Regions from separate parts of the Mus musculus genome. Here region 1 is linked to region 2. Evidence: chromatin contacts called from ENCODE Hi-C data. All regions are on one chromosome and are shown on one strand. Each heading gives the region's core, a stretch centred on a gene start or an enhancer-like site at or near the end of the contact. The rest is flanking DNA. Distances are from core to core; before and after follow the strand shown. Region 1 holds the start of Stbd1 (starch binding domain 1). Region 2 overlaps Scarb2 (scavenger receptor class B, member 2).

Region 1 (5,358 bases), core at 2,070-4,569, 160 kb before region 2:
GATGGTCCAACCAGGGCACTGTGGGTAAAGGAGGGATGTACCAGACTCAGACCTGTTACTCCCAGTCCTCAAGGAGCCCTTCAAACCACCTCAGCATCTCACACCTCAATCCCTCATGCTCTGCTTCCTGGGTGACCACCTCTGAATAGGCTTTCAGCCACTAAGACAAAGGCGTACTTGCTAATGTCTCGCCTATCCTCAGCAGTTAAAATGGAATAAAAACTAACAGGAAGTCTAGAGTTTCACTCCGATCCTTACTGGTCACAGTTCCGTATGATGTAAACAGTGTTGCTTTAGCTGTGTTTGATGGGGCTTATTGTAGTCTTTCTAGTCTAAGAGCTGCTAAGGGCGCTCTACCTTGTACCCGTGCAGTTGCTTAGTTGCTCCTTGCCCATATGTAGTCCATACCTCAGGTGTACTACCCAAGATGCAACTACCCAGGATGATCAATTCCTCAAGTCCTGATGTGTCAGCACAAACCAGTCAATACAATAAGGGACAAGTGCCAGCTTACAGGAAGCATTATCTGCAGGCATACATCTTCCTACATTTTGGACAAAAGCCACACTAGCAAATCTGAAAGAGCCCTGATGGCTACAATTGGAATCACACCGCCTTTACTTTAAGCTATGCAGTGCGCTCTAAAGCCTTAGCCTTGTCCACATTCTGCTGCAGCCTCTTGGATGCTCTGAAAACTGAGTCAGTGAATCCCCCACCACCCATGAACCACTTTATCCTCATGGCCAGTCTGCAGGAATCTATTGCTGCATTCTTCCCAACGAGTAACTTCCTTATTCTCTACCAACACGAACTTCCACTCCACCACTGTGTCTGCAGGCAGGAAGACAGAATGAGACCAGAGCCCGTCTTTGCAGTAGTGGAGTGGGATGTATGTGTTCCATCTCCCAAGGCTCTCATGGTCTCCAGTCACTGCAATGAACTGCACATCGGTGTTTGTGGTGTAGTGCACCTGGAACTGGATGCTGACCTGTTGAGGTTTCAGAGATGCCACTTTCCCATCTACTTCCCAGCCTCTTCCTCCCACAAGACTGTTTGTGCTGTCGTCCATTCTCTGATTTAGACTTAACCTAGAAGCCTCAAGACTGCCACCCAAACCAACACTCCCCCAAGATGAGTGCCTAGACACCACTTCCCAGTCCTCGTGGCCTGCCTGGTCCTGACTGACTGCTTTAGCTCTGTCCACAAGCAGGCTGCTGGAGGGCAGCTTTGCGGCCACACTGCCAGCTACTTTGACAGCTGTTTCTTGTCCTTTGGGGAGTCTCCATTCTCCTCCATGAGATCCTGGGCTTTGATTTCTTGCCGCTTCAGAGTCGGCCCTGGAGTGTGTGTCTGGAATCTTCCCAACAGGAACAAACTCTCTGGCATTGACCCAGTCTGCTCCAACATTCTGCAGCCGCTGTGCTTCCGGCAGGTTACCAAGATCTTTGCTCTCAGAAATCAAATGTCCGTTGCTTTCTCGAAGATGCTCTAAGAAAGGAAAGGGCAGTAACATTAGGTGGTTCACAAAGGAAGACGCAGAAAACTTTTGCTCTTGTCTTTATTTCTATGTACAGTTCAAGGCTCTGTTTTAAAAAAAGCAAGTACCTATTTGAACATTCCCAACACTGCTCTAAGAGCACACATGTAGAGCCAACGATCAAAAGCACACTTGGGGAGTCTCAGCACACACCATGAGAGAGAATGAAGTGGCAAGTTGCAAAGTCTCCCACAGTCCAGACCATGTTGGCAGGTATCCAAAGTTAAGTCACTTGGCTCCTGTCATTTAAAGAAAAGAAGAAAAAAAAATGCTGTCCAAGGGTTGGGGCAGGAGCTTAGCACAAGGCCCAGCCTCACATGCTGGTGGCTTCTATAGAACAAAGGATTACATGGCTACCCTGCACCTGAGAGTACACCTGAACTCCCTGGCAGTGAATACAAGACGGGCCAGCTCCAGCTAACTGGAAAGCATAGCAGTCAGTGTGAAGAAAACCGAGAACAAGACTGAGTGGAGCTGGGGGGGGGGGGTGTGGTGGGGGTGGGGAGGGCTTGAGGGAAAAGTAATGTCTTCAACAAGCACAAGATTTTCCCATCCCACCCACCCTCCTTAATAAGTACATACAGTTATAAAAACTATTCTTAAAAGTATACTATCCAAGTTCTCTAAAACCCTGGCTTCATTCCTGGCGACCTCTCCTAGAAGCCTGACCGCCCTAAAACCATAAATCAGCAGGGGTTAGGAGAACTCTGCGCTACATGTTTGCCTCTTTTTAATGATGACCTTCAAAGTGAGATGTCAGCAAATATTACTCTGGAGTCCTAATTTTCTGAAGAACCTTTTATCAAAACCCAGCCGTGGGAAAGATTTTCACGTAGTAGCTACAAATGACCACCACTAAAAATAAGTTCTGCCAGGCAGCTGGGCAAAGGGCACAGGAGGTAAGGGTTTGTGCCAGTGCACACTGATTGCCTGATGCAGGGTCTCTAAAATGTAGATTTAAACTTAGGTGACAATTCTCATCAGAGTTCGATTCCCTAGTAGGCCACCACTTGTTCACACGCCAGCACAAAGCCTCAGCTACAGTGGCCTTCATGACCTAAGTCTAAGCTGAATTTTACTTTCCTGAAAAAGCTGCCCAGATAGTAGGAAGTGAGTGTTCATAAGCCCCAGATCTAAGGAGGGGTGTGGTATGTCAGCGACTGGGACTCAGAAGATGTCCCTCTCAGCTTCAGCAGGAACTGAAGAGTTGTGAGATGCCCCCCCCCCCCCAAGCCATCCTCGTACACTGCTCCAAGTGCGGCCAGGCGGAGGAGCCTGTGCCCGCTGAGGCGGCAGAAGCTGGGCGCGGCCTCTGGAGGACCCGCGTGGCCTCTCCAGGACAGGACAACCCCAGAACGCGATGAGGGCTGAAGAAGGTTCAGTCCGAGGTCGGGGAAGGTGGTCCACCAGAACCCACCCGCATGGCTCCAAGTGCCTTTCGTTTCCCCTTCCCCGGAGAACTTCAAAACAACTAGCTCGAGGGGAGGAAGAATACCTGCTTTGGAGACCAGCTCCCGATCGGAAGGTTCAGGGCTCAGGCCGCCACTGCCACCACCACCCGGACCGTCTCCCGGGGCCGCAGCCTCCCCAGGAGGTGCGCCCTTCTGCGGCGGCTCCGCAACCCCGTCTTTCCCCGGGGCCCCAGAGTCTCCCCGCAGCAGCCACAGGATGAGCGCTCCAGCTAGACCCCCGCCGACCAGCAGGGCTGACCAGACGGCGCCCATGGCTGAGAGAGGCTGAGGGAGACTACGAGCCCCAGTGCAGGGCTCCGCTCACCCGAACGGCCACACCCACCCCGCCCGCCCCATCCTTTTAAGGTTCTTGGCCGCCAGCCCAGCCTTCCACGGCCGCCGCGAATTTTCCTGGCCCCGCCTCCCGCCCCGCTCGCCCCGCCCCGCAACCCGGCTCTCGCCCACTCCCATCACCGCTGCCGGCCCTTCCACACCTGGTCCCGCTCCACTTTATCCCACGCCAGAAGAGCCCGGTTACGCACAGCTCCGAGCCAGGAGATGGGCGCCCGGAGCTCTGAGGCCGGAGAAGGCTCTCACTGGACGGTTAGCACAATTAGGGGTGGAGAGAGTAAGGATCGTGGGGAGGGCGCAGGGGCTTAGGGGAAGCTCCAATCCATCCCCAGCTTTCTCAAATCTCTACATAAAGGCCCACCACCTCCGCCAATCTTGTTCGCCTTTACCTCTGGGACCTCCTACACTCTTTTTTTTAAAAAAAGGTTCTAGACTAGCCTAGAAGTCTTTCCGTACCCCAGGCTGCCTCAAACTCGAAATTCTCTCCCGTTTCCAGTGGGGAGTTACAGGCTCTGGCGCTCTCTCTCTCTCTCTCTCTCTCTCTTCCTCTCTCTCTCTCTCTCTTCCTCTCTCTCTCTCTCTCTCTCTTCCTCTCTCTCTCTCTCTCTCTCTTCCTCTCTCTCTCTCTCTTCCTCTCTCTCTCTCTCTCTCTCTCTCTCTCTCTCTCTCTCTCTCTCTCTCTCGCCACGCGTGTTGCTGCACACCCACCCACCCAGCTGAACTGGATGTTGCCCAGACACGGAGCCCCTACAAGTAAATATTAATAAAGCAGCAACCCTTTATCAAAGCATCATATAGTCAAAGTGTTTTGTGTATGAACTTAAATTGGTCCTCACACAACAGAAATCCTGTGAAGGAAGGACCACACTGCTGTGCTGATGTGCACACTACTCAGGGTAAAGAGCCGGGTGTTTTACCTGGAGTCTTTCCTTTAAACACATACATCCTGTTGCTGAGGCCACAGCTGGAAAGTATATGCCTTGCAATTATTGCTAACATGGCTCCCTCTGGGAGGATCAATCACTCAACAGTGCACCTCGCTGGATCACTGAGATCACAAGAGATCACACATCTCCTGAGAGAGACTTCCTGGTGGGTTGCTCCTCTCTTGGCATAGGCTGCAACTGGTAGAGAGGTGGAGAACAGAGCAATACTGACTCCTGTTTTATTATTAAATTATTTAACTTTCAAATAGACTGTTGCTATACCTGTAGATCAGAGCATCACTCAGCCCTCCTCAGAGAAGCTGCTTCCTGCAGTAGAGGGGAACTAGCACAGAGACCCACAACTGGACCGTGTGGAGAGAGAGACTTTGGAGCTTTCAGTCCTAAATGGGATGACTTTTTTAAATTATCCCCTAAAGGCTCAGGGATCTAAGTGGAAGAGGAGGTGGATGGTGGAAGAAGGAAGCCAGGGGTAGTGGATAACTCCACCGAGACAGTGTCTGGCAGATACAACGGGACTCGAAACACTTACGCACTCACAGAGATTGTAACGACTTGAAAAACACCTGCAGAAGCCCAAACCAGAGAGAATCCCAGCACTGAAGGCAGTGGGGGGAGTGAGCACCAAGTCCCACCCCTGACCAAGAAGCCACTTGCAATTGCTGCCTGCTGGAAGGGGAAAATCCATTTTCTCCAATGGAGTCTCACTGGGTATATCAGCCACATTCTAGGAGTAGATGGTTGACACACACAAGCTCCAGGTTTCATTTGGGGATTTGTGTGTGTGTGTATACTTTTTGTTTTGTTTGATTTGGGGGTTTTTTTTTTTTGGTCTTATTAATTTTCTTTTTTTAAGTTTGTGTTTCTATATTCATTTTGGTTTTTGTTTGTTTGTTTGTTTGTTTGTTTTGTTGTTGTTTTTTTGTTTTGTTTTGTTTTTGAGAAGGGGGAGACATGAAGTTGGGTGGGTAAGAAGACAGGGAGGTTCTGGGATGAGCTGAAAGGGAGGAAAGAATATGATCAAAGTATACTTAAGATTAATTTAAAATTTTAAAGAATTTAAGATCCAAGCAAA
Region 2 (4,577 bases), core at 1,437-3,936:
GACAGAAGTTCCTGACATGAACGTTTAACCTCTCTGTGTCTTCTCTGTCTGTCTCAGGGAACTGCAGATGAAAGAGCACCCCTCATACGAACCTAATGGGACTTACCTGTTGCCTGAGCTTGGTGAGAGAATGTGAGAGCTGCCCTGACCTGGACCAGGACAGGGGGAACCCTGCATCCTCATGGGCTCCTGGCCTGTCAAGAAGGAAACATAGCACTGGCAAGCGAGAAGCCCCTCCTGGTCAGAGGGAAATGAGCAGGGTGACATGGCTGGCAATTCTGCTTTATAAAATCGTGTCTCTAAAACTGTGTTCATGTGTCTAGGAAGTATTTAATAAACTTGTGTAGAAACTTTTTGTGGTTGGGCCCTGGGAGCTGAGGGGACTTCGTGACCCCCTGTTGTAGATACAATGTCTGAATCGCTTGTTAATGTTCCGTGGCCTGACCCGATTCAGTGTGCTTCATTCTCCAAACTTTGTGTTCAGAGTACGTATGTGTTTCTGTTGTTGTTCCCTGTTCACCTCCTTACACAGAAAGATGTGGTACCCAGGGTAGAATCACAGCTCCATACAGTGTACCAAGCAAATGGGGCTGCTTTCCTTCTGTAAAACATTACATTTTGTGTCTCGCTCTAATCTTCAGGAAAATAACTCAAGTCTTTTGATTGGTTTATAGTGTGTTAGGAATCAAGTAGGGGAAGGGATGGGGTGGGGTGGGGTGGTGTCTGTAAGTAGACAGCATTGAGCTCCTGAGGATTTTTAGTTGTGCTTTTGTGAAGCAAGAGGTTGCACTGGGAATGTTGGTGAGGGTAAGGCAGATATTTCATTTAGAATAGAGTTCAATGTTAGTTATGGCATCTAGAGGCTAACTGTCAATTTTAGTCAGAGATGTCTGGGTGTAGAATATGCTGCTGAGAGGACAGAATCAATGACTTCTAACCCCCTCCCTTCAGGCTTCTCTGCCACATAGGACAGTGACACGGAATGACAGTGTCTGCAAATATTGAGGGGTTATTTGTAAAATGACGAATGATGGAAGTCCATCTGCCCGTAGCTTACATTACAGATAGATCCAGGAAGTGTGCACAGGTTAGAGAGGCATTTCTTCTGGACCCAGCCGGTGCTTCGTGGCTCCCTGTCACTAAGTGCTCTCTGCTTCCTGTGACAATCACTTTTCTGACAGAGCGAGAAATGTTAGACTGCTAGTCAGAGGCACTTCAGATAAGGAGTCGAGCAGCCAGGCTGCTTCTCTTTGGAAGGCAATGGCTTCCGTGTAGGACTAAGGACATTAGTGTCACAGCCGTCAGACCTCAGCTATCCTGGAGGGCAGAGTCCATGATTCTCAGAGTCCACTATTTTGGGGTTGTTTGTTTGTTTTAGTTTTTATTTTTTTATTTTTTATCTTTTGGTGGCTTAGTTTTTAAGACAGGGTTTCTCTGTGTAGCCCTGGCTGTCATGGAACTCGCTCTATAGACCAGACTGGCCTCGAATTCACAGAGATCTGACAGCCTCTGCCTCCTAAGTGCTGGGATTAAAGGCTTACACCATTGATTTTTTTTTTTTCAATGAACCCTATACATTATCTGGCTAGCTGTTTATAGAATTCCCTGAAAACTGAATTTCAGTATATTTAAATTTTTTTAAAAACTGAGATGTCACATACATATTAGAAGTAAAACATTGCTTTAATATACAGGCCCAAATTTTCCTCTATTGACACAAAGCAATACACAATGTTTCCCTTTTTTAAAAAAATTTTGGTAGTTTTTGAGACCGGGTTGGTGTAGTCTTGGCTGTTCTGGAAGTCACTATGTAAACTAGGCTGGCCTTGAACTCAGAGATCGCCTGCCTTGTGTCATGAGTGCTGGGATCCATAAGCCACCATGCTTGGCTGATGTTTCCCTTCTAGAGAGACAGCTCTTTAAATTTTCACCTTTCCTACTAATCAAAGTAAAAAAATTAGACACCCCAAATCACCAATATGTGAAACTAAACTGAAAATATCTGACCTTTAGTAATGACAAATATTTTTAGACTTTGTCAATATTTAACTCGGTAGTTGGCACATCTTAGTCTTCATGCTTCATGACAGGGTCTCACTCTGTAGCTCAGGCTATCTTGAAACTCACTATGTAGCATAGGTTGACCTTGAATTTATAGTGAGCCGGTCTCAGCCTCCCAAGTGCTGCTATTACAGGCACGCACTACACCTGTCTGTGTTTATGCAACTACTTATCCACACTAATAAATTGATAAGCTAGTGCATACTAATTGGTTCATTCCTATTTTCAGGATATAATCATCTCTAAGGAGATTTTTAAACACAGAAACTATAGCATTTAGTGATGTACATAGTAGATAGACATGATCGCACATAGAAAAGGAGACCAAAAACAGATTGATCCTTTATTAGTGCCATGGTTGTGAATAGCAGTGGTTCATTTGGTGTTTTCTTTCTAAAAGGTCCATGGCAAACCCACAAGGCACAGTCAGAATTGTAGGTTGATTAACAACAAATCTACCCATTCAGTGCGGGGCTGAAAATAGCAAGCTGTTCCCTGTGTTCGTTCTTCTGAGGGCATTCTCCTGGACGGGCCCCAAAGGCTGTGGCCATCATCCTTCTCATGACACAGAGTGGCAGGGCACTGGGAGTGCACAGGGTGGGGGATGGGCAGGGGATAGGCATTTCCACATAGGCTCTAGGCTCTGCCCAGTAGATTTCACTTCCTTGTGCTTTACAAAGATCACTAACGGTCAAATGGGACAAGCACTACACAACTAACCCCTATTGGGGTTTTTGCTTAAGGGGGATAACTTTTAACTTGTTGTTTGCGGTGTGAATTCTTCAAAAGGCCCTCTGAGCATTGTTACTGGTGTAAATTGCTTGTGCCTGCCTGGCTTTAAAAAGACTGACCAGAATGCTCTTCATGTGGCTTACAGAGTTGGTTCGTTGTTGTGCTTCTTGACCTGGTTTTATTTCTACCCATAATACAATGAAATGTTTCACTAATTAAAGAAAGTTTCTATAAAGTTTCACTGTGAACTGTCTCTCATTGGATGGCATTTCAGTTGAGACATTTTCCTCCTCAGTGTTTTCTTTGGAGGCTTGGAAGCCTTTGATGGTGGAAGGAGCATTAGTAACAAACACCGAAGCAAGCCTAAACTAAGGGGACAGCTGTTGTCTGATTAGCTGCTCAGCCTCGGGGTTAGGAGGCTCCTTGGTCTAGAACTGCTCTCTAGCTGGACTTAGGAGGCCCTCTCCATCTCCTCCCTTTCTTCCCCTCCTCTCTCTCTCTCTCTGCCTCTTTCCCCAGCTGGGAACTGCTTTCCACAAGCCCTTTCCTCATCTCCTTATCTTTCCAGTCAGCCCCTCAGTGTTTTTTTTCCCAAGTCCTATCATATCCCTTCACTGCCATCCTTACCTTGGGCTGCCTCTAACCACATCAACCGAAATGCTCACAGCCCACCAAGAAGAAGACCCTCACAGCTAGGAGATCAGACACTACTGGGGGCCTAGGGCTTTTGATTCTGGGGACATTTAGTAAGAAACTATTAGTCCTAAAATTCTGATTACCTTTAAAACATCCCAGCCCAACCGCATCTGAAATCAGAGTGGAACAAAAGCTCTCATCGGGTTTCCTGTCAAGTGTTACAGATGTCCTTATGTGTGAAGGGACTTGGGCCCTAGTATATGTCCTTTCTAGGAACCCCAAACCCAATCTCAGCTGCTTGTGTCACAAGGGAAGCTCTTCATACTGACTTCTTCTGACCCAAAGCTATACAGAGACACATTAGACTACGTACCAAACCTATCCCAAATGTCTCAAAGCTAGGATTATAAGAATCCAGAAATATATATTCAAAAGACCAATAAGTATATTAAAACATATGCCTAGGAACAGTATTTAATATATAATATAGGATAAGAGCCACAAAATACAGAGTATAGAAACATCCCTATTGATTTAACAAAAGATAAAAGTCTTATTTCCAGTAATGACTTCATTCCTTCACTTACCGATGATAAAAAAGATTTTAAACACCTTTAAAATATACTATACACACTATAAACTTGACTTCTAACGAGGAAAATACCTAATTAAAAAAAAACTTGACTTCTTTGGCATGTACAGTGCAATGATTAGGAAACTGACTGAACTGTATACATTTTCACCATCTCAATGAACCCTTGCTAGCTTATAGACACACCCCTGGCAACTACTAATCTACATTCTGTGTGTAGAGACTTGCCTTTCTCAGACATTTCCTATAAATACAGTCAGTCATACTGTGTGTGATACCACACTGCAGTTTCTATGTTGTACCTCTATGCTCACAACAGTGTGTTTGAATAAAAAGTACCTACTTGATGCCACATGCTATACATGTCAAAGAGGAGCATGGAGATTATAGTTTAGTGGGGAAAGGAGTGACTGCATAGACATACAGGCAAGGGGATTCAGCCATCACTTACAATGATGGCATACAGATCTGAGACTGACTAGGGGCTGGCCTTGGGATGGAGGGAGTAGGAAGAGCCAGGAAGGAGCAGGAGGGAACAGGTTTACTACAATTGGGA

The links. Hi-C counts contacts between places; a loop is a spot of excess contacts on that map.
Region 1: a loop to region 2 is called in a map of heart, with 2.7 times the contacts of the local background. The contact joins the promoter of Stbd1 here to the enhancer-like site in region 2. A Hi-C loop is called at or near these places in 1 of 37 maps with a recorded cell type or tissue (heart).

The regions. Positions count from the first base shown.
Region 1 is chr5:92,601,012-92,606,369 of GRCm38, reverse strand. Stbd1 (starch binding domain 1) reads right to left here and starts at 3,319. Exons shown (of 2, transcript NM_175096.3): 1 at 3,033-3,319; 2 at 1-1,488. The coding sequence starts at 3,261. The coding sequence ends at 701.
Region 2 is chr5:92,439,765-92,444,341 of GRCm38, reverse strand. It overlaps Scarb2 (scavenger receptor class B, member 2), which reads left to right. Exons shown (of 12, transcript NM_007644.4): 12 at 58-3,031. The coding sequence ends at 96. Among named protein-coding and RNA genes, the nearest start is that of Nup54, 6.9 kb to the right of the region's middle. Within about 2 kb of position 2,686, at least 1 of the 3 ENCODE cell types and tissues checked has a DNase peak (open chromatin) inside an H3K27ac peak, as active enhancers do; it is heart, where a contact is called at or near this core.